Regions from separate parts of the Homo sapiens genome. Here region 2 is linked to region 1. A link is an interaction called in ENCODE POLR2A ChIA-PET data of the cell type or tissue named here. Cell type or tissue: GM12878. All regions are shown on one strand. Each heading gives the region's core, and the rest is flanking DNA. Links, peaks and the distances in the headings are about the cores only. Region 1 has its middle 25 kb from the start of LINC01739. Region 2 overlaps ROR1 (receptor tyrosine kinase like orphan receptor 1).

Region 1 (16,171 bases), core at 5,186-13,185:
ATGAAGGAATGTGAAGACCCCAACAGAATCTGTTTATACATTATACATTTATCTTGTTATTATTCAGCATTGATTGAGTATCCTCAAATCTGTAAGCCTTTTATAGAATGGCCCAACAACTCTCAATTACCTGCAGTCTACAAAAGAAGGTAAGTCAAGAAATAAATGAAAGCAGAGAAAAGACCCGTAGTTCTTACCGCAGCCCCGAGAATTCACACCGAAGCCTTCTTTTGGCTCAGCCATTGTCAAGGACCAAGAAGGGATAGTTGGGGGCCAGGCTTTCAGTCCCATGAGGGCAGGGACTGTAAATCATCTCACAGCCACTTTGCCAGTTTCTAGCATAGAAACCATAAACATTTGTTGAATGAAAGAAGAATGAATCACTTTTTTGTATGCTCACTATGTGTCAGAGAGTATTCTAAGAGTTTTACGTATAGTAATGTTACTTAATTCTCACAACAACCTTAACAGTGGTACTATTATTACCTCCATTTTCCAAGGAACGAAAGCACAGAGAGGTTAAGTAACTTACTCAAGGTTGCACAGCTACTAAGGACAGAGGCAAGAGTCAAACCCAGGCAGTGTGGCTCCAAAGTCAGTGCTCCGATGTGCTCTCCCCATTAGCACTAGAGGCAGTAGAGGCCAGATACTTGCCTTTAGCCACCAGCTCATGTTTCCGAGCTTTAGAACTGTTGCTTCTTCATTCATCAGTGCCAACCCAGACTCAAAGGGACCTTTGACACCCCTCACAATCTCACCTGCAGGCCACTGGTGTCTACCTTAGTTGTCTGTGCTCCTGACTTGCACAGACTCTCAGGTTCCACTTTTCCTCCACTCTTACTAGATGTTTAAAAATTTTTTTCCATTTATGATACTTGTACACATTTATCCTTACTAGATGGTGATGTACCACTCAACCTTCCCCTTCATCTGATTTATTGCCCATGTTCAATTTTAGGTTCCTCCATTCCCCAAAAAGTGCAGACTACTTCAAAGTGATCATCTTGATATCTTTACAACTGTTTATCCAATGCCAGGCCCTGTGCAGCTATTCCTTATTTCTATTCCTCATGAGAACTCAAGGAGAGGGATGTACTTAGCCCCATCTGATAGACATATGCAATGATGTCCCCTGCCTGGGGTCAGCACTGGTGTGCGGTGGAGCCTGGACTCAGAGTCAGTGGGCCCAGCTTCAAGTCCATGGCCTTCTCCCTACTCGCATAGTTGACCCCACTTCCATGTTCACCTGCCATGAAAAGCCCCCCAAAACAATGAAGCAGCCAAACCTTGGGGGATGGGACAGTGGATGGGGGTGGTAGAAGAAGCAAAACAAAGGGGCCTCAGAGCTCCCCAGCAGGGCTCAGTCTGGGGGAAATATCTGTTCCTGGGTGCTTCATCAGCCACAAGGGCAAAGACCTAGGACAGGCAAGAGATCCGATCTGAACTCTGATATTAAAAAGGAGGCAGTAAGAACAGAGTGATCACTCTGAGCCTGTATATTAAATGTATTTTCCCTTTGTAAAAAAAAAATGCAAAAGTTATGTTTCAACATAAAGGCAGCCTGTGTTTCATAGCTATTCTAGTTTATGGGCCGTACATTCCTGTGATTGTCTTGAACTGAATAGGCAAGTAAATAATCATCGAGAGCCACAGGTAAATCACTTGGAGGTGAACCAAGCCTGTCCAGAGCTTCCAGAATTGGCACAAACATTATTTCCTAATTTTGCAGATTTCTTCATCTGAGCTCAGGAAACACCTTCTCTCGTTGGCTTTGAGGTTTGACACTTTTTTCCACTCACATCCTGAAGAGACAGCGACAAGGTGAAACGTGAGAAGTGTATAAAGCATTTTCAAGGATTCCCCGTCTAATTTGCCTTCTCAGTTCCAAGGAAATAATGCCATGCACTTCACTTCCCTAAGTATTTATTCTGTGCTACCAAATGACTAGAAATGGGAAGCGATGGGAGGAGTCCAGAGAGGTGGGAGATATGGACCACACTTTCACAAAGCCTAGAACTGGGTTGATTTTTTTTTTTATGGTGGCAAAACATACATAACATAAAATTTGCCATTTTAAGCGTTACAGTTCAGCGACATTAACCACATTCACATTGTTCTACAACCATCACCACCATCCATCTCCAGAACGCATTCCTCTTCCTCAACTGAAACTCTATGCCCATTAAACATGAACTCCCCATTCTCCCTTCCCCAACCCCTGGTGATCACCATTCTACTTTCTGTCCCTATAAATCTGACTACTCTAGGTACTTCATATAAGCAGAATCACACAATATTTATCCTTTTGTGACTGGCTTATTTTATATAGTATGTTTTCAAGGTTCTTCCATGTTGAAGCATGGAGGACATGGTTGATTTTAAGCATACGAATGTTGAACCAATGGACACACCAAATCTCAGGCAAGTCAACCAAGAGGGAAATGCATATCCACATTCACTTGTGGTTGTTTTAAGGAAATTTGACTCTAAGCTGCAGCAATAAATCCCATGCATTTATTTAGATCCTGCTGTGTGCAAAGGCCCGTGGGCAGCTGAAGCAGAAGTAGACACTGCATTTCAAGGATCTGAAATCCAGTCCAGGAGACATAGTGTGCAGATTCAAATCCAGGTATTAAGTGCTAAGTAACTTTAGGGTACAAATGAAAAGGCAAACAGGAGTTTAAGAGAGGTCATTTCAGGCAGAGGTGATTGTGGAAGAGATGAATGTTAGTGGGAATTTGAAGGTTGGGTAGAATTTAGTAAAAAGGAATGGCCTAGATAAAGAAAACATTCCAGACTGGCATGGGGTGAAAGCATGTTTGATAGCCAACTGTCTTTTTCACAGTTTCATCCCCAGTGCCTGGTACCACAACAAACATGTGCCTCATGAATCAGTAAATGCAGAGCCCAGAGGTGAGAAAGCCCAAAGTGAAATTTGGAAACAATGGGTAGATGGTCTGGCTTGAGAAGAGGGTCCCTAAAAAATGTTGGTAGAAATCAGGATGTGGAAAAACTTTGTCAGACTAAGAAGCTTGAACTTTATCCTGAGGAAAATAAGGAGGCATTAAAGGTGGTTGATCAGGACAGTGACTATTCCACTCTTTCTAATCATAGGTGCACCAGAACATGAACACCCCCAGAGAAGCTTAAAGTGACCATAGCTGGGTAATGGAATACAGCCATCTTCATCAGGTTTATGCGGATAGGGCAACATCTTGTTTGGAAGTATCATTTTTTGGAAGCATTGTAAAGTGACAGTAGGTGGAGGAAGCTGCTAGCCAACAGACTAGGGAGGACAACATCCCAGTAATCACAAACAAGGGCAACAATATAGCTGTGGAGATTAAGAGGAAACAGGCAGATCTTGAGGCCATGGTTGGAGAGAGGATTACAAAATATGTAGGGATCTTGAAACTCCTGGAGGACAATCGGAAGCCAGAGACAAGGACGAAAGTCAGGACTGATTGATCTCAGTGGCCAGTGAAGGAGGTTTAAAGGAAAAGGAGTTTTTTGCCTTGTAGACTGTGAGGTTAGAATGAGAGACCAGGCTTCCCTATTCAAAAGAGAAGCAGAGCTTCAGGATTAAATAGCTAGAGAGATTTGATCTGCAGCAAGGCAAATGTGGACGGTGGAAAGGCATAGAAATAAATGAAAGTCATGAGAACCCAAGAATTATGGGGAGGAGAAATGAGAAGAGAGGAAGGGAGGGCTGGGGAGGGGGACAAAGGAGAGGAGAGGAGGAGACTGACTTTGCACTTAACAGAAACTCACTTCAACTGGTTTAAACCGAAAAGGGGCATTTATTACAAGGTCACAGGGATATTTCATGGAACCCAAAAGGGCAGCCAAGATTGAAAGAAGAATGGAACCAGGAACTGGAGAGTTGTCCAGAACTAGCAATTACTCTCTTTTCTCTTTCCCTCTCCAATGCCACCTGCACTCTCTTCTCTGCCTCTAAACCTACTTTATTCTTGGCTTTCTCCACTATGCAGACACCTCTGAATGCATAGAGGAGACAGCAGGGTTACATCTTTGCATGCAAAAGACCAGCAGAAACTAAGTAGTGACCCTGAATCCAATTCCAAATGTCCAGGGGAGAATGCATGACTGGCCTCTTATCTAGGTTTAGGGTTCTCCTGGATTCCATCAGCCACAGGTGGGAGGTGGGGGTGGAGGGACATGGTGTAAATATGGCTCCTGAGCTCCACTCCCACGCGAGAAGGGCAGCTTTGAAAAGCAGATCCCACAGAAGGTATAGACCAACCAAATCAGGCAGGAGCCGTGAAACCCTACCATGTAAGAAAGGACTGAAAGCATTGCAGCTGTTTGCTCTAGAGAAGAGAAGGATCTAGCAACCATGAAAACAGTCTTCCGGTAGCTGAAGAGGTGCCTGCAGATGTGTGCATGATTCTGTAGGGGATGAGGTGGCCAATTCAGCAGAGGAAGGAGAAGCATTCTGCCAGGGAGTGCTGCCAGTTCTGCAGTGGACTGTTCTGGGAGCAGGAGCCTCCCCCAGGTGCAAGGGGAAGAAGAGCTATTAGTCCCTTAGCAGCAGGTGTTTTAGAGTGGGAATTCCAGCCCCGAGGGAAGTCACATGCATGACTCACAGGCTTCTTTCAAAGCTAAGGTTTTGTGATATTTCTTCCTAATCCCTCCACTCCCGCCCCACCTCCTCCTGTCTCCTCTCTCTTTTATTTTATCCAGTCACCACCTAAATCAGGGGCTTCTATTTGGAGAGGACATTGGGAAGCCCAGGAGTGTCCTAAAATTAGATGCAAAATTGTAGTGGGGAGAGTTAGGACATACATGTAGATTTCTCAGAGAGAGGGTTCAGTCAAGGGGACCATGACCAAGAAGAGGGTGAAAAGCAATGACTGAAAGAGAAGTGCTTTGAAAGGCAGCTTACAATACTAGTGAAATAGAGAAACAGAGATGGAAGTAGGAAATACAACTCAAAAAAGGAGAAGTCAGATATATTTTCTGAATACTAGTATCTAACAGCTGCCATGATTAAATTTCAAGTTTACTTTTGAGCTACCTGGCAGCCAGAGAAACCTAGTTTGTATAGCTATGAGAAGCAGCAGTCCATCAAGAGCAATGAAGCTATTTCTAACCCTGACTTCTAAAAGAAATTTCCCTTCAAGCCAAAAATATCATAAAAGTAAATATAACAATTATAAAAGTAGTAACTATTATATTAGTATAACTACTATAAGTATTATAGTATTAATTAGTATAACTACTATATAACTATTACTATTACTTTTATTACTATTATCACTATTACTATTAATTCAAAAGTAATAGTAATTACTGTTTATTCAGAATTACTTTGTGGCAGGCACGAAAGTAATTTTGTAAAGTAATGTGGCAAGCACATTATATATACTATTTCATTCAATCCTGACAGTAATCTATTAAGTAGGCACTATTCTTAAACCCAAATTACCAACGAGGAAATTGAGGCACAGCAAGGTGGACAGACTTGTGCCTGCATTTTCAGAGTTGGTAGAGAGGACACCCAAGCTGTGCCTGCCAGACCCAAGGGTCACACTCTTAGCCACTATAAATAACACAAATCTTTAAAAAGAAAAGGAAAGGGCCGGGCATGGTGGCTCATGCCTGTAATCTCAGCACTTTGGGAGGCCAAGGTGTGCAGATCACCTGAGGTCAGGAGTTCGAGACCAGCCTGCCCAACATGGAGAAACCCCATCTCTACTAAAAATACAAAAAATTAGCAGAGTGTGATGGCGGGCCCCTGTAATCCCAGCTACTCAGGAGGCTGAGGCAGGAGAATCACTTGAACCTGGGAAATGAAAGTAGCAGTGAGCAGAGGTTGCGCCACTGCACTCCAGCCTGGGCGACAGAGTGAGACTCCATCTCAAAAAAATAAAAATAAGAAAAGAAAAATATCACCTGTGGCCCATACCCTCAAGCAGCTTTTAATCTAGCTGGGAGTAAAGACGTGCACAAACAAAACATTAAAAGTAATAACTTTACCATCTTTGAGAATCTACAATGGTGGCTTTATTTTGGCTGCTTTGTATTATATGGGCTTTTCCTCGATTTTCCAAACAACGCTAAGAAGTATGTACTGTCGCCCCTCTGTTACTGAAGACTAGTCCTATCTGGGTCAAGTTCAGACTGCTCCACCTGGCTTTCAAAGTCCTGTATAATTTGGGATTTTCTACCCAACATAATTTTCCACCACTGCCCCAAAGGAGGCAGCACATACCAAATGAAAAAGCATGGAATTCCATCCAGACTCTACCACTTTCTCGCTCTGGGACCTTGAGTGAGTTGCTTAGCCTGTCTGAGCTTCTAGTTTCCTCAATCTATAAAATAAGAATAATGACGACTACTCTTCAAGATCTTAAAAGAATGCAAGATTTAAGAATAAGAGTATATTATGCAGGGATCACAAGACAATTTGAGGGAGGGAGGAAGGGACCAGGTAAGAGAGGCTCCAGTAGTGATATGGTTTGGCTCTGTCCCCACCCAAATCTCATCTTGAATTGTAGCTCCCATAACTCCCACGTGTTGTGAGAGCAACCCCATGGTAGAAAATTGAATCATGGGGGCAATTTACCCCATACTGTTCTCCTGGTAGTGAATAAGTCTCATGAGATCTGATGGTTTTATAAGGAGAAACTCATTTCATTTGGCTCTTTTTCTGTCTCTTGTCTGCTGCTATATAAGACGTGCCTTTCACCTTCCGCCATGTTTGTGAGGCCTCCCCAGCCACGTGGAACTGTGAATTTATTAAACCTCTTTTTTTTTTTTTCCCATAAATCACCCAGTCTCGGGTACGTTTTTATCAGCAGTGTGAGAACAGACTAATACAGGCAGTGATCTATGTATTCATTTCTTCATGCAGTCAGCAGACATTTACTGAGTCTCAATGGGCTTACATCTGTGTTAGGCACCAGAGATCCAAAATGAATGTGCTTGGGGAACTTGCAGTCTACTGGGAGCAGATGGGGGCATGTTTAAATAAGGACAGTGCCTTGCATAGTGAAAAGTGGGTAGTGATGAAGGTCTGGAACGGGCAAAAGTGTGAAGAGAGAGAGTGTATGAGCAAAACTTTATTGGAAAAGCTGACAAGACTAGGTATCTGAGTAGACTCATGATGAAGGAAAAGATGAAGAAAAGTCTGGGTGGTGGAAACCGAGATAGGGAAGTTGGTTTGATATGGGATAGCTTGAGTTTGAGGTGATGTGAGACATCTTTGTAAAAAATACCCAGTTGGCAATGACATGGACTGGCACTGGGGTGTGAAACAGGACACCTAAGTTTAGGAATAAGGACTAATATTGTGACTATTGCAGTCATTAAAATGGCGAGCTTTCTGAGGAGTTGTATTAAGATTGAAGAGGAGACAGACAGTTTCATATGCATCAAAACTAACAGCAAGCTTACCTTTTTAGCAAGTGTTAAAGGCATGCTACTGGGCTATTTGATCTATGTCCTGTTCTTAAATTTCTGTACCAATATGGGTAATATCAGTGCTTTGTCAATAAGGACACCCTTGGAGGCATGAGGAGGAGGAGGAGACAGCAAAGAAAGGGAATAGTCAGAGAGGCAGGAGAGAAGAAAGGTGATTAGGAATTGTGCAATATCCCAGGAGTCATTGTCAGAGAGACAAGAAGATCAAGGCAGTAGCTGAAATTTTTATTTATTATTCATTTATGTATTCATTGTTTTGTTTTTTGGGTTTTTTTTTTTTTTTTTTTTTTTTTTTTTTAAGACAAGGTCTCGCTGTGTCACCCAGGCTGGAGTGCAATGGTGCAGTCATAACTCACTGCAGCCTTGAACTACTGGGCTCAAGATGATCCTCCCTCCTCAGCCTTTCACATAGCTGGGACCACAGACATGCGCCATCACACCCAGCTAATTTTTTAAGTTTTCTAGAGATGGGGGTCTCACTTTGTTGCCCATGCTGGCCTCAAACTCCTGGGCTCAAGCGGTCCTCCCCGCTTGGCCTCCCCAAAACTTGGAAGTACAGGCGTGAGCCACCATGCCCAGCCAATTTTTTTTTTTTCTTTTTTTTGAAACAGAGTCTTGCTCTGTCACCAGGCTGGAGTGCAGTGCCACAATCTCGGCTCACTGAAACCTCCGCCTCCCGGGTTCAAGAGATTCCCCTGCCTCGAGTAGCTGGGTCTACAGGCGTGCACCACCACGGCCTGCTAATATTTTGTATTTTAGTAGAGAGGGGGTTTCACCATGTTGACCAGGATGGTCTTGACCTCCTGACATTGTGATCTGCCCGCCTCGGCCTCCCAGAGTACTGGGATTACAGGTGTGAGCCACCGCGCCCGGCAATTTCTTTTTTTTTAAGGATAAGAAAAAGCAAATTTTCTCCAGCAACAAATCAGAGAGAGAGAGAGAAAGAGCCCTATTTGTAAAGAAAACAGTGAGACTGTCGTGGGTTACGGAAACTGTTAGTAAGGACAAAATGGAGGTAGTTGGCATAAATGGCTGGCCTGAGAAATCCCACAAAGAAAGGAGAGACACAAAATAGGGGGTAAATGGGTCATCAGGGTCAGGTAAACGGTTGTTTTCAACTGAGAGAAATCTCCTCCTTTGAGAAAGATGTCTTAATGTGGGGTACAGGGAATGTTCTAGAACCTACACCCAGTAGGCTCAGTCTTCTTGTGCAAGATTAAATCAGGAAGCTTCTGACCGAAGCACATGAAAGAGAAGTATTCTTAATCCTGGGCAGTAAGTTGAAGCTTGACAGTAAGAACTCTTGGGGGCCAAATCTTCATAGTTATTTGTTTCTCTTGCCAGACAGCAGGAACAGAGGGGAAAAGGGAGGGATGGTGATCTGGGTTTCGGGTTGACACCTGTCTGGAGCAGTACTGAGAATCTGGAGTGTGGGCACAGTTAGGAGTCCAGGCTGGAGGGTGAGAGCTTCAGGGGGATGGATGCAGTCACTGGAATGAACTCGATGAAGAAGGAGGTTTGAAGATTGTAGTCTAAGGGAGCTTCATGAGGACTGGAGGGAATTGATGGCTGTATTAGTTTCCTTGGGCTGCCTTAACAAAAGGTGCAAACCTAGTGCTTAAACAACAGAAATTTATTCTCTCATAGTTCTGGAGGCCAGAAGTCTGAAATCTAGGAGCAATAGCTGCTTCTAATGGCTCTAAGAGGGAGCCATTCCTTGCCTCTTCCACCTTCTGGTGGCTGCAGGCGCCCCTCGGCTTGTGCCTGCGTAACTCTAGTCTCTGCTTCTGACTTCATCGCCAGAAATCCTTTGTGTGTCCCAAATCTTCCTCTACTTTTCTCTTATTAGGAACAATTGTCATTGGATTTAGGGCCCACCTAGATAATACAGAATGATCTGATCTCTATATCCTGAAATTAATTACATCTGCAAAAAACCCTTTTCCCAAATAAACTGGATTTCCCTAGTTTCTTATGCATCAAAACCAACAGCAGGCTTATCTTTTAGCAAATGTTAAAGACATGCTACTGGGCTCACTTGATCTATGTCCTGTCCTTGAATTTCTGTACAAATATGGATAATATCAGTGCTTTGTCGATAAGTACAGCATGTTCCATCCGCTGCCACCTAACTCTTAACAAGCTATCTGAGCGGAGGTGCTTGTGTGAAGGTGACACTTGCCCTCACCAATGTCATCTAAGGAAATACCCATCTTCCCTTAAGTGTCTCTCCTCCCTGCCTTCACATATCAGTGCACTATAAATGATGATGAGGAGGGTTTGTAAATCAAGAAAAAGGCCCTGTTTTCAAGAACTCCTTAATTAGGTAGGATGGATATGGCATCCTAGTTCATTTGGACGGGACAGTGGGGAACCGTTCCATCTCCTGGATGTCCCCACCTGGGTCCTGCAGTGTTCCCAGGGTGACTGCTCTGTGTAAGGAGTTTATAACTTAGCTTCTTATTCCTTATGTCAAGATCGATAGGAATATTGTGCAGGTTGAGTCCATTACCAGGTTTTACAAAATGGTTTGGAGATTCAACATGGAATTAAAATTTCTGTTTAATTATTTATACCTCACCTTGTTCTGAAAACAATTCAAGGTTCCTTGTCAGATTATATACAGTAGATCAGGGAAGAACAAATTAGAAATTGATGAGAAAAAAAGATGTAGGACTTGGAACCTGAAACTGAGCCAGGAGTGAGACTGTAACGCAGCAATGCATACCACAAAGTTCTGTCTGTTCACAATGGGTGGGATTCACATTTGGGATCAGACAGCTCTAACAACCAGTGCAAAAAGAGAAACCTGATCAGTCACAGCATTTACAGCATCCAAGAGACAATATGCCCACAGGCCGAGTTCTTAGGAGAAGCCCAGTTAATCCTGAACTGAGAAAGACAGGAATTTCACCCAGGGTTCCTCATAATGAGGCTACTCTGTGATGAAATAAAGAGCATTCCAATAAAATGCCCACAGAAGTGATGCCTTCTGTACAGGTCTATTCCTTCGTAGAAATTTGCAGCATCAACAGCCCACCAAAGGGGAAGACAATAAAAGCAATTCTTTGTGGGTCAACATGATGTAACCAACACAGTGCTGGCCTGGCTTAAATTAGAACTCAACTTTGGGGAAGGTTGACAGGTGGAAAATGTGGCTGGAAGAGAGAAGTACTGACTTTACGTCCCATTCCTCACTATTTAATATGTTGCCATGTGGGACGGTGATAAGAACTTAGGCTTTAGATGGAGATAAAAGTGAATTTGATCACCACCACTTAATAAGCTGTGTGTTCTTGATGTATCTGCACCTCGGTTTATTCATCTATACAATGGGCGAAAAAATCCTTTTCCTTGTGAGTGAAAGGCAATGTAGATGCAGTGCCCAGCACAATGACTGGAACAGAACAAGTGTGTGATAAAGAGCAACTACAAAGCCTTCTGTCATGTCTTCAGGTGGTATAATCACCTTGGACAAGGTGAATTTCTTGGGCCTCAGTCTTACCTTCTGGCAAGGTATTGTAGAATGGGTATTTCTTGAATTCCTTTTCATCTCTGGCATTCTATCTCATGACTCTATGACATTTAAGATATAACTTTACATCAAAGAACATGAATACTAAAATTATGTTGTTGCTTTTATACAAATACTCCCCCTTTTTATTTTTTAAAGACAGAGTCTTCCTCTGTCAACCAGGCTGGAGTGCAGTGGCATAATTTTGGCTCACTGCAACCTCCACCTCCTGGATTCAAGCGATTCTCCTGCCTCAGCCTACCCAAGTGCCACCACGCCTGGGTAATTTTTAGTATTTTTAGTAGAGATGGAGTTCCGCCATCTTGGCCAGGCTGGTCTCTACCTCCTGAGCTCAAGTGATCTGCCTGCCTCGGCCTCCCAAAGTGCTGGGATTACAGGCATGAGCCGCTACACCTGGCTAATACTCCCCATTTTAACAAAAGTCAGTATCATATGTGTGTTCTTAGACCTACTATAAAAGTGTGATAACTTCCAATAGTTCATTGTCGTACAATATAATCACAAGAAAGACAAGATGGTGGGAAAGTCATAAATGCAGGTAACCAACACACTCCTTCAATGCCTCCCCACTGCCTACTGGATAAAATCCTGTCTTCTTAGCAGGAAGCTCCAGGGTCTTCAGCATGTGGCCACTGCCCACTTCTGCTGCCTTGGCCCTGACCTGGTCCTTTTCATGGTGAACCTTCAGTCTTAATGAACTGGTCGTGATCCAAATGCACCCAGTTTTCTTAAACTATATTTTACCCAAGCTAATCCCTATGTTTCAAATGCTTCACCCCACCCCTCCCAATGGCTTCCAGAAATCCACAAAAGAAGTTTCTAGATGGTTAATACTAACTCCTAATTTATCTTCTCTGGAAGATAGAGTGTCAAGGAGCAAAAATATTATTTAAGTTAATTTTTTAAACTTTGCTATGGTTTCCATTTGTCATTATTCCTTTGGCAATACCTATGATTTCTTAAATACAAAGTGCCAGGCACTGTCTTACATACATTATTTTTTCATTTCTTGCAACATTCTTGAGAGGTAATAACCATCCCCATTCTACAGATGAGAGAGCAGAGGTTAAAGGAAGCTAAGATATTTACCCAAGACAGAACAACTAAGAGCCGGTTGTGGTGGCTCATGTCTTTAATCCCAGCACTTTGGGAAACTGAGGCAGGAGGATCACTTGAGGCCAGGAGTTCAGGACCAGCCTGGGTATTATAGTGAGACCCCATCCTACAAAAGCTACAAAAGTTAGTCAAGCATGGTAACATAAGCCTATAGTCTCAGCTACATGGGAGGGTGAGGTTGGAGGATCGCTTGAGACTGAGAGGTCAAGGCAGCAGTGAAGTGAGCCGAGATCTTGCCACTGCACTCCAGCCTGTGTGACAGAGCAAGACCCTGTCTCAAAAAAAAAAAAAAAAAAATGATTAGGGAGTTGGGATTCAACCCAAGCTTCTGAAACCAAAGTCAATGCCCTTTCTACCATACCTACTGCCTCCCCATAGGAGCAAATGGCATTTCCCACAAGGCTCTCTACCTGACAAGACAGATCAGACACATGGAGCATAGCGACTACTGAGGAAATGAAAGATATTTTGAAAGTTAATATATTCTGTTTTCTTGGTTCCAGAGAGGATTATATCTAAACTATTTTTCCTAACATACATACACACACACATGAGTTTATCAAAATCCGTTGGCAGTATTTATGGCAGCCACATCAGTTTGTTCCTGGAATGTGCAAGAAGTGTAAGACATTGCCCGGCCCCGAAAGAGCTGATAACCTCACTAAGGAAAGAGGACATGGAGGCCCACGATTCCATTAGACAAAGGCACTGATGCTGGAAATCGGGTGCCGAATTGTGTGTTGCAAATTATAATGTAACTCACACTACAGAGGAGGCTGGTCCGGAACCCAGTCTGGAAGCAGAACAGGTAGGGAACCTGCCCAAAATATGAGCAGGGCATCAGAACCAAAAGGATAATCCCTCCAACCCAAAGAGAAAACCCAAAAAGAATGTAATTATAAAAAAGATAACAGATCTGTCCAAAGAAAGCAGGATATATTAACTTATGAGATATAAGTCTTAGTTCTATTTGTTCTGGTATTTCTATAAATTTTGCATTGAAATAGAAAACACAAACTGAAATTAGAAGTGCCATCTTAAGGTGTAACCTTCCACTATTGTGTCTGAGTTATTCAAGCCTTTCCGCACCCATTTTAGTGGCCTGCGCATGCACTGTTTTTAGATAAGGGGTTTATTGAGGGTCTCCTTGAAGTGCCAAGGAGCTGGCGAGGCACTGGGGACCCAGCAGTGAACAAAGGAAACGTTGTTTTGAGAAAATCACTGGTGAGACCCCCCAGAATCTGGCCTCTGCAACCCCTCCTATCTCAACTCCTACTTCTGACCCCCTGGTTCACTCTGCTGTAAACACATGGGTCTCCTGGCTGCTCCATGAACAGCCCCGGCAACCGCACACCCCACCACTGTGCTGTTCCCTGGGCAGATACCTGCGTGATGCCCCCGCTCCTCCTTCAGAGTTTGGCCCAATTGTCACTTGATTACGGAAGCCAGTTGTAACTCTCACTCCTTGCCTCTTTCCATGCTTATCTCTAGAGAGCTAATCATCATCTAGCCCACCCGATGGTTTTCCTGCTTATTTGTTTATTGTCTGTTCTTGACACTGGAATGTAAGTCCCAAGAGGACCAGAATCTTTGTTTTGTTCACTTGTATTGAAGAATTTATGTTAAAGCTCACTTGGGTTGAAGAACATTAATTTGGATTGAAGAGCACCTAGCACCTTATGAGTACCAAATAAACATGAATTGAATGCAAGATCTTTATAGAATCTTAGAGTTCGCCAAATGACAGGGTCTGGATAATTTTCCTAATGTCTTAGAGGAAAGATTCCTAAAACCATAAGGATTTGTTCTTTGAAATGACATCGATGAAATAAGGGGGAGTCCACTGGGACAGTCTGACTCAGGGAATGAGAACAGGCCTCAATTAGCTGTTGGGACCAGCCTGGGGCCTCCTTTAAGTTGTAGAAATCCAGAAGTCAAATCATTAAATCAACTATAGACCTACCATGTGCAAAGGAGCTGTGGCCATAATCTGACCTGATTTCCCACATGTCACCAATTTTATTTCCATTCCCAGACTCCTGCCTCTACCTCCCAGCATCCAAACTCACAACAGACACCTACCAAAGCTACATATTGATGACAGAGCTGGAAAGGCATCCTGAACTGGGTGGGGAGGGAGTGGTGGAGTGCCCCAGGGTGCTGCCAAACTCTATTTTTGTAGTATAGAAGGCAAGCTAGTGATAAGGCCCTCAGGTCCCGATCTTAGCTGGCCCCATGACATCGGGAATGAACTTGGCTTCTTCGTGCCGTGTCCCTGGATAAGAGGACAATCGCTTACATTCCCTAATACAAAGTAGTAAATCTCTTAGCCTGACATTCATGTATTAACTTGTTTGGGTGATGTGGGAAGACCATATTAGGTTGAACCACGGAGTTGGCCATACTTGTACATGAAAAATGATCCAACAGTGGTAATTCCATATGGTTCATGAAGAAAATGGAAAACTATGATTTAGGTAACATTGGCTCAGGTGGGTGTGCTTTTCAAACATGGAAACAGTGGTTCATTGGTCCACGCTCTAACTCTACAATTGAACTAAGCTCCCAGAAGGTGATAATTACTAACATTTATCAAGTGCCTTTGGGTCGGAAGCACTTTCACTAAAACCATTTTATCTGATCCTAAAATGAACAGTTAACCCCCACATTCGTCTTACAATCAACTAACAAACATTAGGCACCTTCCAATTCATGTATCAGTCAAAAAACTGTGGCCTACGAGCCAAATTTACCTACAACATGTTTTTGTACAGCCCAGAAGCCAAGAATGGGTTTTACATATTTAAAGGTTTTATGAACCCACACACATACACACACAAGAATGTATGACAGAGATCATATGTGGCCAGCAATATCTAAAATATTTACAATCTGGCCCCTTTACATACAAAGTTTGCCAGTCCTGTTCTAGATGCCAGGCACCGTACTAGGCACACTTAATATGCTAATGCAATATGGTGAGAGTGAGCAGGCCTTTTAAGCTTCAGGCACAGTTTGGCACTGGTGTTGGGTGTGGCTACAGTAGGGAAAGAACTCAGAAAGCAAAGGTTCTGGTCCCTGTTCTGTGTCTCACTCTTGCCATGTAACCTGGGATAAGCTCCCTACACTTTCTTAAGCCAGTAGCTTCTTCTATGATATGAGCTGTTAGAAAGAAACTTCCTTTTACTATGAGGCTATCAATTCCTTAGAACTAGCCCAGAGGCCCAGAAATGAGGACATGTATTCTAGTTTGAGGGCTTTTGAAAATCATGATGACCCAATTACTTTTCTTCCTGTTGTAAATTTAAGAATAACTTTAAAGTGCTAAAAGGACAAGGGACAAGAATAGGGAGGCAACAGATTGTGAGGGAAAAAGGAACACATCTTCCAGACAGGAAATCAAGGTGTGTCATCTCTGTTCTAGGTGACAAAGGTAGAATTGCCATTTGAGGGGGTCAGAATAATGTTTTTAAGCAGAAAGTAGTTTTCCATGTTTGAACATCCAAATGCAAAAAGAAAAATACCAGTACTACAGACCAAATACAAAGACGGGAGGGGGATTAAATTTTAAAAATGCTCATGGCAATGAAAAACTGTAACTTCCAATGTGAACCAATTCATTGAGGCCTTAACATTCATTTGTTGGGAATGGAGGGGGCAGTAAAATCTGCCGTCAGAGCCATCTGGGGAGCTGCAGGCTGGAAAGGTCAGCTTTGGCTAGGGATGTGCAACTCCTCTTCTTTGTTAAAATGATGGTATTCGACAGAAGTTACATCTGAGGTCAAGTGACCGCAATAACAGGGGACAAGGAGCGCTCTCAAATCATTCTCAGGAATGAAAATGACATGAAACTGACATAATATCTGAGGTGAGATGAAACTCAAATCCTCGGCAGCTGAACACTTCACCTACTGATGGGCAGCCTGACCCTCACCAATCTCATAATCATACCTGTGTCAAGAGGGGAACAGTCTTCAGCAACACAAGGCGCAGCTCCTGGCGTTTTGGAGGGGAGAGAAGGCTTTGTCTCTGCTTCAGAAATGATGTTGTTAAAAGTTTCAATACTCAGCTTTA
Region 2 (16,171 bases), core at 3,281-11,280, 1.0 Mb before region 1:
CCCCACCCAAATGTCATCTGGAATTGTAATCCCCATAATCCCCATGTGTTGAGGGAGGGACCCAGTGGCAGGTGATTGGATCATGGGAGAGGTTCCCCATGCTGTTCTTCTGATAATGAAGGAGTTCTCATGAGATCTGATGGTTTTATAAGTGTTTGACAGTTTCCCGTTCACACACTCTCTCTCACATGCCGCCATGTAAGACATGCCTGCTTCCCCTTCAGCCATGATTGTAAACTTTCTGAGGCCTCCGCAGCCATGTGGAACCGTGAGTCAATTAAACCTCCTTTCTTTATAAATTACCAAGCCCAGGGCAGTTCTTTATAGCAGCGTGAAAATGGACTAGTACAGATATATTTTGGCTTTCTTTATTAAGCATAAATTATACTACAAGATACTGCTTTGAATACAGCATACACAGTTTAGAAGCATAGAACTAAAGGAAAACTTGAGTCATAATCAAGTCTAAAATGACCACACATAACTGCTAAATAAAATAGCATTGATGCCCACTTGCTCCAGCATTTAGCTTTGTCTGTCTCAAAGTTAGAATGTGTAATAATAGTAATTTTTGAACCCCCATTTCATAGATGATAAAACTATAGCTCAAAGTGATCAAGTAATTTACCCAAAGCCATACAGCTACTGAGTATAAGATTAGAAACTCAGGCCAATCTTACTGCAAAGTCCAGAGAACAGCCCCCAGCCACTTTCTGAGCAGAAGAGGGAATAAAACACAGAAGAGTGAGAATGAAGACAAGTTGGCTCAACATAAGAAAGGCCTACCTAATTTTAGAGTTTCTCAAAAAGAAGAATAGGTTATTCTTGTGTAATGTCACTTAAGAAAGTGTTGAGCTAGAAGGAAACGCCACTTAAAAAATTATTTCCATACCTTTTGGGGGAACAGGTGGTATTTGGTTACATGAGTAAGTGCTTTAGTGGTGATTTGAGATATTTTGGTGCACCCATCACCTAAGCAGTAAACATTGAACCCAATTAGTAGTCTTTTATCCCTCACCCACCTCCCACCCTTTCCCCCAAGTCTCCAGAGTCCATTGTATCATTCTTATGCCTTTGCATTCTCATAGCTTAGCTCCCACTTATGAGTGAGAACATACAAGGTTTAGTTTTCCATTCCTGTGTTACTTCACTTTGAATAACAGTCCCCATTTCCATCCAGGTTGCTTCAAATGTCATTAATTCATTCCTTTTTATGGCTGAGAAGTATTCTATCATATATATATGTGTATATGTGTGTATATATATATGTACATATGTGTGTATATGTGTATGTATATATACATATATATATATCTCACAATTTCTTTATACACTCATTGATTGATGGGCATTTGGACTGATACCACATTTTTTGCAACAGCAAATTGTGCTGCTATAAATATGTGTGTGTAAGTATCCTTTTTGTATAATGACTTCTTTTCCTCTGGGTAATGGGATTGCTGGATCAAATGGTAGTTCTATTTTTAGTTTTTTAAGGAATCTCCATGCTGTTTTTTCCATAGTGGTTGTACTAGTTTATACTCCCACCAGTAGTACAGAAGCGAGGAACCACCACTTATCAGGCTTCTGGAAGACGGGAATCACGTTATCAGCCAGGAGCTCACATTATACGACTTCTAGAGGTCATTCAACTTGGAGATTCCCTGAGTCTAGGTTGTGGAGAAAAGTTGTCTCTGGCACCAGACTAATCTGCTGCCCTTCCTAGGGGTGGAAATATTGCTCAATTTGATTCAGACTGAAAAGGAAGTGATTACTTATAACACCTTAAAGAAAATATAAGTGACTGTTTTGATCATCTTGGAGAATGGAAGGCTTTTCTAAGCATGACACCAAAGATTGATAGATTCAATTTCATAAAAATAAAATTTTTCCATGTTAAAATATACATGCAAACAAAATTAAAAGTTAAACTAGAAAAAATGCAGATTTCAAACAAAAGATCAGTATCTTAATAGTAGAATGAGAAAAATTAATATGTTAGAGATAAACTGGCTACTAAACATAAAAAATTCAACCTTAGTTATCAAAGAAATGGAATTTAAAATAACAATGACATACCATTTTTTTGCTTTTAAAATTGACAACAACCAAGAAAATGACAATACTTAGTTTGAGTGAAGGTAAGTAGTAGTAGAATAGGACATTCTCCTGCACTGTTGCTAGGGATGTAAATATGCAGAGAGATTTAAGAGAACACTGTGTAGTAGGTACCTCCATGAGGCCAGGTACTGTCCTGGGCCCTTTAAGGCATTTATCATCACCCTACTATTTATAACACAAAGCTAGAATAATTCTAACTTTTCAACAATAGGTGATAATAGGTTCAGTAAATTACTGAATACCTCTACAATGGAACACATTTGTTTTTGTTTTTTTTGTTTTTTGTTTTTTGTTTTTGAGATGGAGTCTCACTCTGTCTCCCAGGCTGGAGTGCAGTGGTGCAATCTCGGCTCACTGCAACCTCCGTCTCCCAGGTTCCAGTGATTCTCCTGCCTCAGCCTCCCAAGTAGCTGGGATTACAGGTGCATGCCACCATGCCCTACTAATTTTTGTATTTTTAGTACAGACAGGGTTTCACCATGTTGGCCAGGTTGGTCTCGAAATCCTGACCTTAGGTGATCCATTTGCCTCAGCCTCTCAAAGTGCTGGGATTACAGGCATGAGCCACTGCGCCCAGCTCCCATTTGTATTAGTCCATTTTCACACTGCTATAAAGAATTACCTGAGACTGGATAATTTATAAAGAAAAGAGATTTAATTGACTCACATTTCCACATGGCCGGGGAAACCTCAGGAAACTTAGAATCATGGCAGAAGGTGAAGGAGAAGCAAGCACTTTCTTTACAAGGTGACAGGAGAGAAAGAGAGAGAGGAACTGCCACACACTTTTAAACCAACACATCTCATGAGAACTCACTCACTATCACAAGAACAGCATGGGGAAAACCGCGCCCATGATCCAATCACCTCCTACCATGTCCCTCCCTTGACACGTGGGGATTACAATTTGGATTACAATTCAAGATAAGATTTGGGTGGGGACACAGAGCCAAACCATATCAACATTTAATATGGCCAATAAAAATGATGTTAAAAATATTTAATGACACAGAAAGATGCTTGCGAATTTGTTTCTAAGGGACAAATGTTGTTTACAAAAGAGAATGGCTCAATATGATTCCTTTTCAGTAAATATATCTGTAAAAATATATGCATTAAAAAGACAAACAGTATCTGTTAGCAGTAACATAATTTTGGCTTCATTTTACTTTCTAGATTTTCTACAATAAATAAATATGTTTAGATATTGCAAGAGCTAGTTTTTTGTTTTGTTTTGTTTTGTTTTTAAAGGAAGAAAATTATTTAAGGATAAGGGCAATAAACAGTACAGGTGACACATCAGGCCCACCTTACCTTAAAAGAGCTGAACAGCTGGGAGCCATCTCTCTTCCTGCTATTAGTCTCCTGCCTCAACTGGCCCTGGGAAAGAGGACCCAAGCTGTTTAGCTGGATTCTGAGGTGGTCTTTCAAGGTTTCCCCAGGTCTTCTCCAAATTCCTCTCTCAGTAGGATGAGGGCTGCTGAGAGCTAAGAAGGCACTGTCTAGCTAGTCTGGGTGGACTGGAGGGATGGGCTACAGTGAGCTCCTCTGACTCGATGCAGGATGCTAGCATCCTTCTGTTACTCAGCACCACTGCAAGGGCAGTATCTCAAGGTCTACCCAGGGTTTACCTGCGATCCAGCACAAAAGTCTGATTCTACTATCTTCAGCAGTATTTGATTCCTATTGGGAATCCTTAGCAGAAAAATGCCTGTCACCAGTAGAAAGGCTTTCCCTGAGCTCGTGTCTTCAATAGATGATCGCATTATTAGAGTTTTCCATTACCTCAACATTTCTCCTAGCCCCAGCCCAAACATTCCTTTTTATATAAATAAATGTTATTATAAAGTAAAAACAAAAACAAAACCCCCACAAACAAAAAACAGCAATGTCAACATCAACAGAAAGCATGGCCTCTAAATAGACACTTTACCAAGATTTCACCCCTTATGCTCACAGTTCTTTTAACACAGATGCTTGGTAAGCAGAGATAATTTCAGATCACCTACTGTTTCTTGATGTAAAAATAAAGAGACATATATTCAAGTCAATTTACATTTTACGAAGCACAACATTATCATATTAGGATCTGGGAATGACTTCGTGTAGACATTTTTACCCTTGTGTGACAACTGAGGACACAAGAAGTCCAGAGAGGTTTAGTGAATGGCCTGGGGTTACCTTATTAGTGGACATGCCAGGGCTCTTACGGGGAAATGGGGCTGTAGCACTAAGTAAAAACAGTTAGCGTTGCAATGTTAAATTCATTTTTGTAGCCCTCAGAGACCTGGCAGTACAGAAGAATAGCAAGACCAAAGCTCTTCATTGTGACTGTTTTGTTTATTTAGAGTTTTCTTATTTTTGTTTTATTTTGGCAAAAGTCACTTAACACAAAATTAACTGTTTTAAAGTGAACAATTTAGTGGCATTTAATATACTGACAATGTTGTACAACCACCATTTCTATCTAATTGGAAAACAGATCTGGCAGCCCAAAAGGAAAGTGTGTACCTATAAAGCAATTGCTCCCTTCTCCCACTCTAGCCAGCCCCTGGCAACCAATTCAACTTCTGCCTCTATGCATTTACCTCTTCTGAATATTTCACATGAATGAAATCATACACGTGACCTTTTAGGTCTGGCTTCTTTCACTCAGCATAGTGTTTTTGAGATTTATCCATGTTATGGCATGTATCAGAACTTCATTCCTTTTTATGGCCAAATAATATTCCATTGTATGTCTGTACCACTCTTTGTTTACCAGTCATCCCACTGATGGACATTTAGGCTGCTTCCATCTTTTGGCTATTGTGAGTAATACAGCTATGAATATGTGCGTACCTGCATTTGTTTGAATACCTGTTTTCAATTCTTTGGGGGTATATATGAGTTTTACAATTTTTATGTCTTCTACTTATTTTTTATCTGACTATAAGAGTATAGGATATTTATTAAAGAAAGTATGAAAATCAAAGAAAAAAGACAAATAAGAAAAACCACCTAAGGGTAATCAAGAATATCCCCTTCCAGAAAGGATATCCTACCAGCAAAAAGCCTTCTAAGCCTGTTCCTTCTTTCCTCCCTATACACACAGATTATTATTTTAGAAATAAATAGTCACTGAGAACATGGACTTGGTAGCCAGGAAAGCCTGGATTTGAATTCTGGCTCTGCCATTTACTAGCTGCGTCACTTTACCTTGAACTTGTTTTCCTGCCTGTGAAATGAACATAATAGTACCTACCTTGCAGAGTTTTTATGGCACATTAAATGGTGCTCAGGAAGTGTCAGGTATAATAGTACTTCCCACACAGGGATTTGCTAACTCCACCAGAAAGTGAGGTTCATGAGACAGGAATTTTGTATTTTCACCTCTGTATCAGCACAGTGCCTGCCACATGACTGGTACTCCATAAATACCTGTTGAATGTATAAGTGAATGTAACTATTGAGGACATTGGGGTTGAAATTAGAGTCCTAGGAAGGATCTTTGGGAAGAATTCAGGTCTCTGAGTTCAGAAGACAAGTAAAGACCATGGATAGAAAAATCTTGTAAGTCAGTTTTAATTCTATACAACCATAGTCCAACGGCCAGAGTTCGTCTGGTCTGACTTTGGGCCCACAGATAATGAAATCATGAGTTATTTGCAGCAATTAGGGCAGAGGCTAGGAGGCCTCTGAGGTATGCGGGGATTTGAACTTCCTAAGCTGCTAGATCAACTAAGGCTTGGGGCATTTTTTTTTTTTAAGCAAATAAGCATTTGACAGAATAAACCCAGACAAAGAGATACTTAAGCATGAAGCCTTGACAGAAACTTCCCTGAAGTAATATAGCTTGGAACTAAAGAGATGATTAGTGAGCTTCTCATGACCCTACAGGAAATCTTGCTTGGTACAGGAACACAACATTTTCGAAGTTTGTCTAAAAGAAGTTTTCACACACTCCACTGCCTCATAATAATGTCTGCAACGGGTTGCAGAGCTCGCCGTCTGCTGAATTCTTTACTGCCTTTCTTCTTTTGTGGGTCTTTATCCCCAAATAATCTGTTTGTGGACCAACTTCTGCAAGCTCAGGAGGGCTAAAGTGGAGCTGTAAGCCCTCAAACCCTCAGTAAACAGGCCAGAGGGAATGAAGAGCTGACCTCTACCTCAGCCATTAGCTGGGCCTACCTAGGATGGATCTGATCCTATATTCCAGGATAAGTCTTATTTTTTCATTCATCTCCTTTGCAGCACCTATCATTGCTGGAATTAAATGATTTTCAGTATTTCTGTGTATGTGAAAAACCTTGTCTAAAGTTTTTCTCTTCCACTAAATTGTAGAGTATCCAAAGGGAAGAATGTTTCTGCCTTTTTCATTTTTGTATCTTCAGCCAGTACAGGCCTCGTCCATGGTAGGCACTGAATAAACATTTGTTGAATAAATGAACCTAAGACATTTTATTACAAAGTTCAATTCAGCTTAAAGGCAACATAATATATTGATTAAGAACATGGGTTTGAATTCTGGGTTCACTGCTTTGTGACGTAGGGCAAGTTGCTTAAATCTCTCTTAGTTTCCTGATGTTACTTTAACAAATTATCACAAACTTAGTGGCTTAAAGCATCAGCAATTTATTCTTTCACATTTCTGGAGGCTAGAAGTACAAAATCCAGCAGAGCCACACTCTTTCTGGTGGCCCTGGAGTGGAATTCATTCCTTGTCTCTTAGTTTCTGAGGGCCCTGGCATTCTTGAGCTTGTGGCTGCATCACGTGATCTCTGCTTTCATTTTCACATTGCTTCCTCCTCTGTGGGTCCATCTAAAAACTCCCTCTGTCTCTGTCTTATAAGGACACTTGTAGGCATTTAGGCTTCTGGGGATAATGACGGATAATCTCATCTCAAGATCCTTAATTTAATTACATGTGCAAAACCCCTTTTCCAAATAAAGAAAAATTCACAGGTTCCAGAGTTTAGGACATGGACACATCTTTTGCAGGCAGGATGTCACTATTCAAAATACGACTTTTCCCTAAGGCTCAGTTTTTCATCTGTAAATCTGTCACAGTATCTCAGAATTTTTATGAGGATTAAATGTGACAATCCATGTAAATCACTTAACATGGTTCTTGGCATATCATAAGCCCTCGATAGATGGTAGCTATTAATAATTGGTATTATTTCATGAGAAAGGGAGGTGTTACTCCCGATGTCCATAAGGAACAAGTGATGGAGTTATGCCAACACATTCAGATATTTTAAAAATATATCAATATCACTATCAATCTACCCTTTTCTGTATTTATTTTATGAGTTCTGGGGCTTGTGCTTAGCCGTCTCACATATGTCATTACATTCTGTACTTACAACAACACTTGAAGGCTGGTATTCTCCCCATTTTACAGATGGGGGAAAAAATCCAGATCTTAATATTCAAGAATCTGGAGTTAGCCACAGAGCTTAAATATAAACCAAGGACTTCTCACTCCAAGCCCAGGTCTTGTCTACATTACCTCAGAAAATTGAGGACAGAAATTGACAAAGTGCCAAGCACCTATACTTGTATTAATCACTTGTTAGAATATCATGAAGAGTCAAACTACAAGGCAGGTTAGCCTAGAAGAACTCTAAAGCAGTGATTCTCAAACTTTGTTGCACACTAGAATCACCTGGAGACCTTTTAAACCTCTCAAATCACAGGCTATACACCAGACCAATAAAATAAGAATGAGGGGAGGAGGAGAACAGACCCAGGCATTAGTAATTTTTAAAATTCCCCAGGTGATACCAATTACAGCTGAGGTTAAGAATTACTGCTCTATCACTGGTCCTCAAACTTTAGTGGGCATCAGAGTCACCTGGAAGATGGTAACAATGGAGGGGAATAGGGTCTAGCCTGATTCAACGAACCCGGGTCTCTCCAAGTGACTCTAACACCCACCAAAGCTTGAGGACAGCTACTCTAAAGTAACTTTCGGCTCCCGTATTCTGATTTTCACCACTCATTCATTTCTCTCTTTATTCAAACAACTGCACTAGATGTTGGAGAGATAAGGATGCATAAAGAAGACATGACTTCTGATCTCAAGAAGTTCACAGCTTGACACGCTGTTCTTTTCTCTCTCAAAGCCCTCTCCATACTGCTTTTCCTGGTCAACCTCTCTTTGAATGGGAGACACATGAGGGCCTTGCTTGAAATGACGAAGATCTTCAATAAAATTTCTTGCATGAGGAAAGAAGAAGAATGGGGAGAAGAAGAGGAAGAACATACATGCAAACAAGCATCACCTGGCATGGGGAGGAACAAGGTGTGATCATCAGTGGGAGAAGGTGGAGTCAGGGAAGTCTTCTTGGAAGTGGTGAAGTGTGAGCTGGGTCTTTAACAATGACAAAAGGTTGGGGGAGGGTGTTCTCATCAGAGCAAATAGTAAGGTTTGCACAGATGCTTGAAATAGGATGTTGTGTTTTAGAGCACAACAAGCAAAGGTGGAGAAGGAGAAGCAGGAAACTGAGGGAGGAGCCCCATGGTAAAGCACTTTGTATAATCTCCGTTTCCCCTCCCTTTAGCCAAGCAGACCTTTTAAGTCCGAAAGTCCCAGCAAGTCTTTAGATAAGGTTAACCAAAGCTGTGGGCCCAGGGCTAGGAAAGACTTCCATGATCCCTGTGAGCAGGACCCTAGTCCATAGGTTTCTGGAAGTACCTTGAGGCCAAACTGTAAAGCCATTTTTGAAGTGGGTGCAACAGGAGGAGATAGGCTTAAATCCAAACTAAAAGACACACAGGCAAGGAAAAAACAGCCTGGGAAAAAGCCAGACACTCTTTCTCTGTGACTGCCTTATTATTTATGAGTCCAGAAATGTGCCTCGTCTTAGCCAGTAATTACTGAAAATAGTACCAAGGGAGTAAGGAATCTGAGACTCAAGATATAAGGTAGATAAGCTCTCTCCTCATTCTAAATGGTAAAAACAGGAGCACAAACACTTCCAAGCTTGCTCGGTTGCTCACCTGCCTGGGCTGGGGCAGCGGTTGCTGGGAGGATGGAGGTGGGGTTCTATGCTGCTCACACAGCCATCTGCAGAGCACCCACAGGGCCTCGTTCCTCTAGGCTGAATGCCCCCCTAACAGCACAGATGGGGAGATGAGGAATGATGGGAGGGCTTGGGTGCCAAGAGCTGGAATAACCGGCTGGAAAGACCCCTACATGGTGAGGAAGACCCTTTCTGCTCCATTGATGGCTGGATGGCAGGGGGGCTGATGGCAAATCTCTCCCCTTTGAGCAGGTTTTGAAGAATCAAGATGGACCATAAACGGTCATTTTCCCTCTATTTCCGGATAGAATTCCATATCCCTCATCTTGCCAATGCCTTTCCCTAAAGTGAATAGACTTGTCAAAAAGGATTAATACCGGTCTTAGAGAGAGAGAGCTGCTTGGTCAAAGGGAACTGATTTTCATGTTGCATGCTTCTATACTGGGTGTAAGCAAAGGGAATAAGAGCTGGTTGCCAGCAAAGGGATACAGGAGATATACAGCAGGCAAGAAGCTCCCCGCATATATCCAAATCCCTGCTCTCCTATCAGGAAGGTGTTCCTGGCTGAGTGTGGTGGCTCATGCTTGTAATCCCAGCACTTTGGGGGGCCGAGGGGGCAGATTGCTTGAGCCTAAAAGTTCAAGACAAGCCTGGGAAACATGGTGAGACCCCGTCTCTAAATACAAAAATTAGCTGGACATGGTGCACCTGTGGTCCCAGCGACTTGGAGGCTGAAGTGGGAGGATTGCTTGAGACTGAGAGATGGAGGCTGCAACGAGCCATGATCACATCACTGGACTCCAGCCTGGGCGACAGAATAAGATCTTGTCTCAAAAGAAAAAAAAAATAATAATCCCTATGTGTTTTTCGCCTTTTAACCCACAATATTTTTCTCCACAGATGAGAAATTACTCCAGATATTGCTTGTCTCTAATCATATTAGTGGTCAATTTGTAATCTAGTTATAATAATGATCAGACTATAATCAGTAATGATAATCCCTTACACATAAAATCTTTATATATATATATATAATTATATTTTAAGTTCTAGGGTACATAAAGCATTATATACACACACACAAACAAAATCAGTGTTTAGAAACATTTCTTTTTATAAAAAGTAGTTCCTAGAATTTTAAAGCTGGAATGGATATGAGAGCATTTCCTTTTGCTGCAAGGAGGAAACAGGTTACATTTACCTAAGGTTCCAGCAATTGTTTCCTGAGAGCAGCATTATCTAATAGAAATAAACTGTGAACCACAAATGTAAGTGAGAAGTGTAATTTTAAACTGTCTGCTAGCCACATTAAAAGGGATCAGGTACTATAAATTAATTTTAATGTATTTTACTAATTCAATATATGAAAATATCATTTCAACATGTAATCAATGTAAAAATTATTAGTAAGATATTTTCTTTTCTATATTAAGGCCTTGAGATCCAGTGTGTTTTACACTGATGCTACCCCTCACTTTGGACTGTCCACATTTCACATTCTCAATAGACATAGGTGGGTAGTGGCTACTATACTGGTTCACGCAGCATTGGAGTCTCAAAATGGGTAATGCAGCCAGAACAAGGATTGATGCCTCCCTTTCAACAGGTGAAAACCCTGAGGCCCAGAGCTTAAATAGGTCATTGACCTGGTGATGGAGCTGAGCTGGAACTAGAACCTAGATTCCTTGTTAAAGTGCTGTTTCCTCAAATCATGCTGCCCTCCCCTTGGGAAACAGAAGGGAGTTGGTGGGGAGGGGGCGGTCAAGAGAACTACCAGTAGTGAGCACCTATATATGCTAGAGACTGTGATGAGATTTATATTTTATTTAATTCATACACCAGCCCTTTCAAGTACATATCACTCCTCTATTTTCCATATGAGGTTAGAGAGGCTCTAAGTGTTTTAGTAGTTGATAATGGCAAGGTGACAACCTTTAAAGAAAATGGTGCTATCAATATTAGAAAGATGTTGCTTACGACCCCAACCAGCTACCAGTTTTGAAGCTGGAACACAAGGATGGATAAGCTCTCAGACACCCCAGTCCTAGGAAGACTGTTCATCAGCTTGCCACGTGCCAAGAGCCAAGGCAAGATCCAGTCTATCCTTACAATACCACCTTCAACCCATAGCTCCAAATATATACAATTAAAGCACAAGAAAACGACTCAGTCACCCCATTCTGACTAGCTAAGCATCAAGCTCTAAGCTATAGGCCAGTCAATACCATTTAAATAGACCATGTGCCAAGGACAAATCAAGTAACAGAGTGGGGACAAGAGGGAGCAAACCACTCCTGAGCTAGAGAACCTGGTCATAGGCCTTGATGGTGAAGCTTCGAGGGAAGAGGCAGGCCAGGGGGCTGAGTCTAAGATGTATCTGTATGTTGTGACCGAGCAAGCAGCTATCCTATCACAACATGGGCATGAATCCCATAGACATGCTAGTTGGCTAGGAAAACCACCTTAGGTAATTGATATGGTTTGAGTGTCTTAACCCAAATCTCATCTTGAATTGTGTCTCCCACAATTCCTATGTGACGTGGGAGGAACCTGGTGGGAGCTGATTGAACTATGGGGGCAGGTCTTTCTTGTGTTGTTCACGTGATAGTGAATGAGTTTCATGAGATCTGATGGTTTTAAAAACAGGAGTTTCTCTGCACAAGCTCTCTCTTTGCCTGCCACCATCCATGTAGGACTTGACTTGTTCCTCCTTGCCTTCTCCTATGATTGTGAGGCCTCCTCAGCCATGTGGGAATGTAAGTCCATTAAACCTCTTTTTCTTCCCAGTCTCGGGTATGTCTTTATCTGTAGCATGAAAATGGATTAATACAGTAACAGATACATATATCTCCATCCACAGGTGAGCAAAAGGAAGCTCAGAGTCATAGTAACTTTAGAGCCCATGTTTATAAGACCCACACTGCACACTTCCCTGCTAAAGCTCCAACCTGGTAAAGAAAGCCATTTGAAAAGGCAAACCAGGACAAAATGTGTATATATATATATATATATATATATATATATATAGTGTGCGTATGTGTATATATATATATAGTCTGTCAGCACAGAGAACTATTTGCAGTTGGAAACAGGCCTCAGTATTTTTTTTTTTTTAAGTAGTAGGTTCCCTCCATTTCTGCTGCCTATGGGAGCAATTTCCAGCCCCTTCTCCAAAAGAAACATTTGGCTTTCTATAGAGAACCTCTGAAACCTCTTGTGACTGAGTATGGTAGAAGGGGAAATAGGCCCTTATCACACCCACCCCAACACTCTTATGGGGAAGCTGAGGTTGAGCCCCTGTAGATCCATTTATTTTAGGCAGTATTTGGTTCTGAAGCAGTTGTTTCAGAAATTACCCCCTTGACCCATCAATAGTAGCTTTCAGCGGCTCTTCCAGGGTGGCCTTGTCTCTTTTAAATTTCATTTCCTGTTGGAAAGGATAGACAGGTAACTGGTTAATGCCAGTGACTGGACTCATGTAACAGAACACTGGGACCTGAGTGTGGCTGGGGAGCTGCTGTGGGACTGACAGGTGGAACACAGCAGCTGGGTGAAGAGGAAGGCATTAAAGCCCACCAAGAGATGGATTGTATTTTACTGCTTCTCCACGTGAGGGAACTTGCCCCACAGGAGGAGGGGATATGAATGCACTCAGTTGTCACAACAGACATGGTCCTTGGACCTGGCCCTGAGGCCTTGGTGGGAATCCTGGCACTTCCCCTCCATCAAATCCTTTAGCCCAAATGAGCCTCTGTTGCCTATCTGTTCTATTGCAAAGGGTGGTGTGAATTCAAATGATGCGTGCAACCTGCTTAGCAGGTGCCTCACGCCTGGTAGGCATTTACACACCATAACTGGGATTTGAACCCAAATAATTTAATGCCATGTTTCCTACTGCATGTTACCTACTGCATGGTGTTAGACAATAGATAAGGCAAACCCTGACTTTAAAGAGGCAGGCACGAAATAGATAATTTCAATACACCGAGGTAAGGATTCTGATCAAGATAGACATAGGCTAATACGGTACCCCATAATTTGGAGCACTGTTGATGTCATGGTCAAAGGGGTTGATGGAAGGATTTGTTAATCATCTGTCTCTTCCTCCAGGAGGTTCCAACAAGGAAGGAATACCACCTGTGTTATTCAGAAGTATGTCCATTAGGGGCACTGCGGGGAAATGGGGAAGGAGGGAATGTTCAAGGTGTGCTTAAGTAAAAGAGGGGTTAGCCAAGTGAAGAACAAACCCAGTCAGAGGAAGCTGCATGAACAAAGGTATAGAGGCTGGAAAGAGAATGGTATGTTTAGGGAATCGGAGGCAGATTATTGAAATAAATTGAATATTGAGTATGGGGACAGGAGGTAAGATAAGAAGAGTCAGTAGGGGTAAGACCATGGAGAATCTTGTGTTGCCAAGCTAAGAAGTATGTCACTTGTATGAATGAACACTAAAGTGTGGAAGGCCAGAAAGGGATGATTTATCAGAATCTAAGATGTCTACCCCAACCCTAAAATATGCCTGCCTTACCAGACTGTTGAAGTACGCATGATATTTTAATATCAAGCCCAAAGTAATAACCATATTAACCCAAAACAGCTATCACTTCTTACTCTCCAATGAGTTTATCAGATTTGCTGGCCAGGTGAATTTTCACAACAGCCCTATGCAGTAGGTGCTTTTCTTACCTCATCTTACAAATGAGAAGACCAAAGCAGATAGGTTGAGAGGCTTGCTAAAAGTCACACAGGAAACGCATAGTGGAGTCAAGATTCAAACCTAGTCAGTCACCCTGGCTCAAGTCCATTTTCTAAACCACCGTATTATCTCAAATCTGTCTCCCAGATCACTACTATTCTTGACCTGAGTGTATCACTTTAAGACCATTTGATAAACTTCTAATTTCCATAGCTCTATTCTTCAATTATATAATTTTGATTTAGTTATTTTGAAATATGCCTTTTTTGTCATATTATCTTGCATTTGCCCCATGGTTTCTACTTTTTCACCATGAAACGTTTTAAACATATATACTCTCTCAAATTGGTCCACTGTGTTTAGTTTCTAAGGTATGAGCTTTTCCATGTGTTTTGTCTGCTAACCCTTACTAATGGTGGCTTTCTTCCCCTCCCTTGTATGCATTATAATTTTTTAAAGTAAGCTCAACATCAGCAGGAGTTTGCCATTGTTGTTTTGTGGTTTTCATTTTTAAAATTTTGTCTTTGGTGGAAAACCTTCATGCATGAGGATGTTGAGACATTTTTAAGAGCTGGTTTTAGGTTTGCTGCTGTCAGTGTCTCCTAGTTTAATCAATTCCAGGCCAAGTTTTTATGTTACCATCTTGGTTTGTGGCTTGTGCAATACCTGAGAAGAACCTCAACCCCACTCCCACATGTAGTACAGGCTGAGGTTTTGATTTCTCCTGGGTGATCCCAATGGCCCAAGGTGCTTCATAGATTTCTGTATCACATCCTCAGCAGAATTTTCCTTATTTCATACTTAGGCCAGTCATTCTTCATTCATATCCTAACGCAGGGAGTTTGTTTCCTGTGGCTCCAACTCTTATCCCCATGGGATACCAAAACTCTAGGCCTTAGAGAGTACCCATAGTTTTCAAATTATCATGGACTCTTTTGCTTAATTCCTCCTCAAAGATCATTGTACTAGTATTGAACTTGTTCTTCATTTCTGGAACCTAGGGATTTCACCTCTTTGTGTACCAGCTTGGCAATGGATTATTTTCTTCATTGTATATTTCACTAGTATCTCTCTGTGATTGGAAGAAGTGTCTCTTGAAAGCTCAATCTACCAAATTGACCAGAAGGCTTTGATTATGCATTTAGCTATCAGTCTTTCCAAATAGTCTCTGAGTTCATGGAGGACAGGGGCCTTTGCCTGGTTTATCTTTATATCCTAATTTTCATAGAGTTCCTAGACCAGAGTAGGAATCGATAAGGTTTTGATCAACAAATGATCTTCCTCTCTCATTCAAAATGGAAATTAAAGAATATACACTAATTACCTTCTAGAGAAAGATGATGCCAAGCATCCTCGTACCTCCAGAAAGCCATCCATACTCTCTGGAAGTCTGTGTTGAACAAATAAAGGAGTCTGGGGCCTGCCTTTATCCTTCCCTTCAGCCAGCAGGTTCATACTATTGACACCACTACTTTCTTAATGGGCAACTACTACTAATTACAGTGCTGGTCTGGTAGAAATTCCAAGTCTGGCAGGCTGGGTTCTAGACTGCTGGCTCTGCTGCCTTTCTTAGCACACATTGATGCTTTTCTATTGCCATAACTGGAATCTGATCAATAACATGCAGTGTGCAATGATATAATTTTTCTGTTGGCACCATAAGGAACTTGCAGAATAAGTTCACAAAAAAGCACCCAGCACAGTGCCTGGCACAGAGCAGGTACTAAGTTAATGTTCAGGGTCTTTTATTTCTTCTTTTCCATTAAACATATTCTATAAATATTTGTTGAAAATCTGCTTTCTAGGCATTGTGGTTGATGCTGGAGGTGGAGAGGAGTAACATGGAGTGCCTGATTTAATATTTAATAGAAAAATAATGTCAGGTCAAATTTGGCAATAGAAAAAATATTCTAAATGTCCTTTGATTTAAGGTGAAAAGACATCTCACTTCATTCCACCATCCTAAAGTGCCTAGTAAAGTATAACCAGCAAAATAACTTCACCCATTGCTGTTTTATAAAATAAACTTATCTCTTCTCAGAGAGGAAATACAACTTACAGTGAATGTATTAGTAGATGTATTAGTTTGTTCTCATGCTGCTATAAAGAACTGCCCAAGACTGGGTAATTTATAAAGGAAAGAGGTTTAATTGACTCACAGTTCTACATGGCTGGGGAGGTCTCAGGAAAGTTACAATCATGACAGAAGGCACCTCTTCACAGGGCGGCAGGGGAGAGAATGAGTGCCCAGCGAAGGAGGAAGCCCCTTATAAAACCATCAGATCTCATGAGAACTAACTCATTATTATGAGAACAGGATGGGGGAAACCACCCTCATGATTCA

Evidence for each region. Peaks named below come from ENCODE experiments on the same cell type or tissue, not always from the same donor. Only the 100,000 strongest peaks of a DNase experiment are listed, where the experiment ranks them.
Region 2: POLR2A ChIA-PET joins it to region 1 with 7 read pairs; 2 of 35 experiments call an interaction of 5 or more read pairs at or near these places.

The regions. Positions count from the first base shown.
Region 1 is chr1:62,979,736-62,995,906 of GRCh38, reverse strand. No RefSeq gene overlaps it. Among named protein-coding and RNA genes, the nearest start is that of LINC01739, 25 kb to the left of the region's middle. In GM12878, for the core only: a CTCF peak has its summit at 6,205; no DNase peak of the experiment used is centred there.
Region 2 is chr1:64,010,728-64,026,898 of GRCh38, reverse strand. All of the region lies in intron 2 of ROR1 (receptor tyrosine kinase like orphan receptor 1), which reads right to left. Among named protein-coding and RNA genes, the nearest start is that of ROR1-AS1, 93 kb to the left of the region's middle. In GM12878, for the core only: no CTCF peak of the experiment used is centred there; a DNase peak (open chromatin) is centred at 6,928; H3K27me3 peaks cover 123 bases.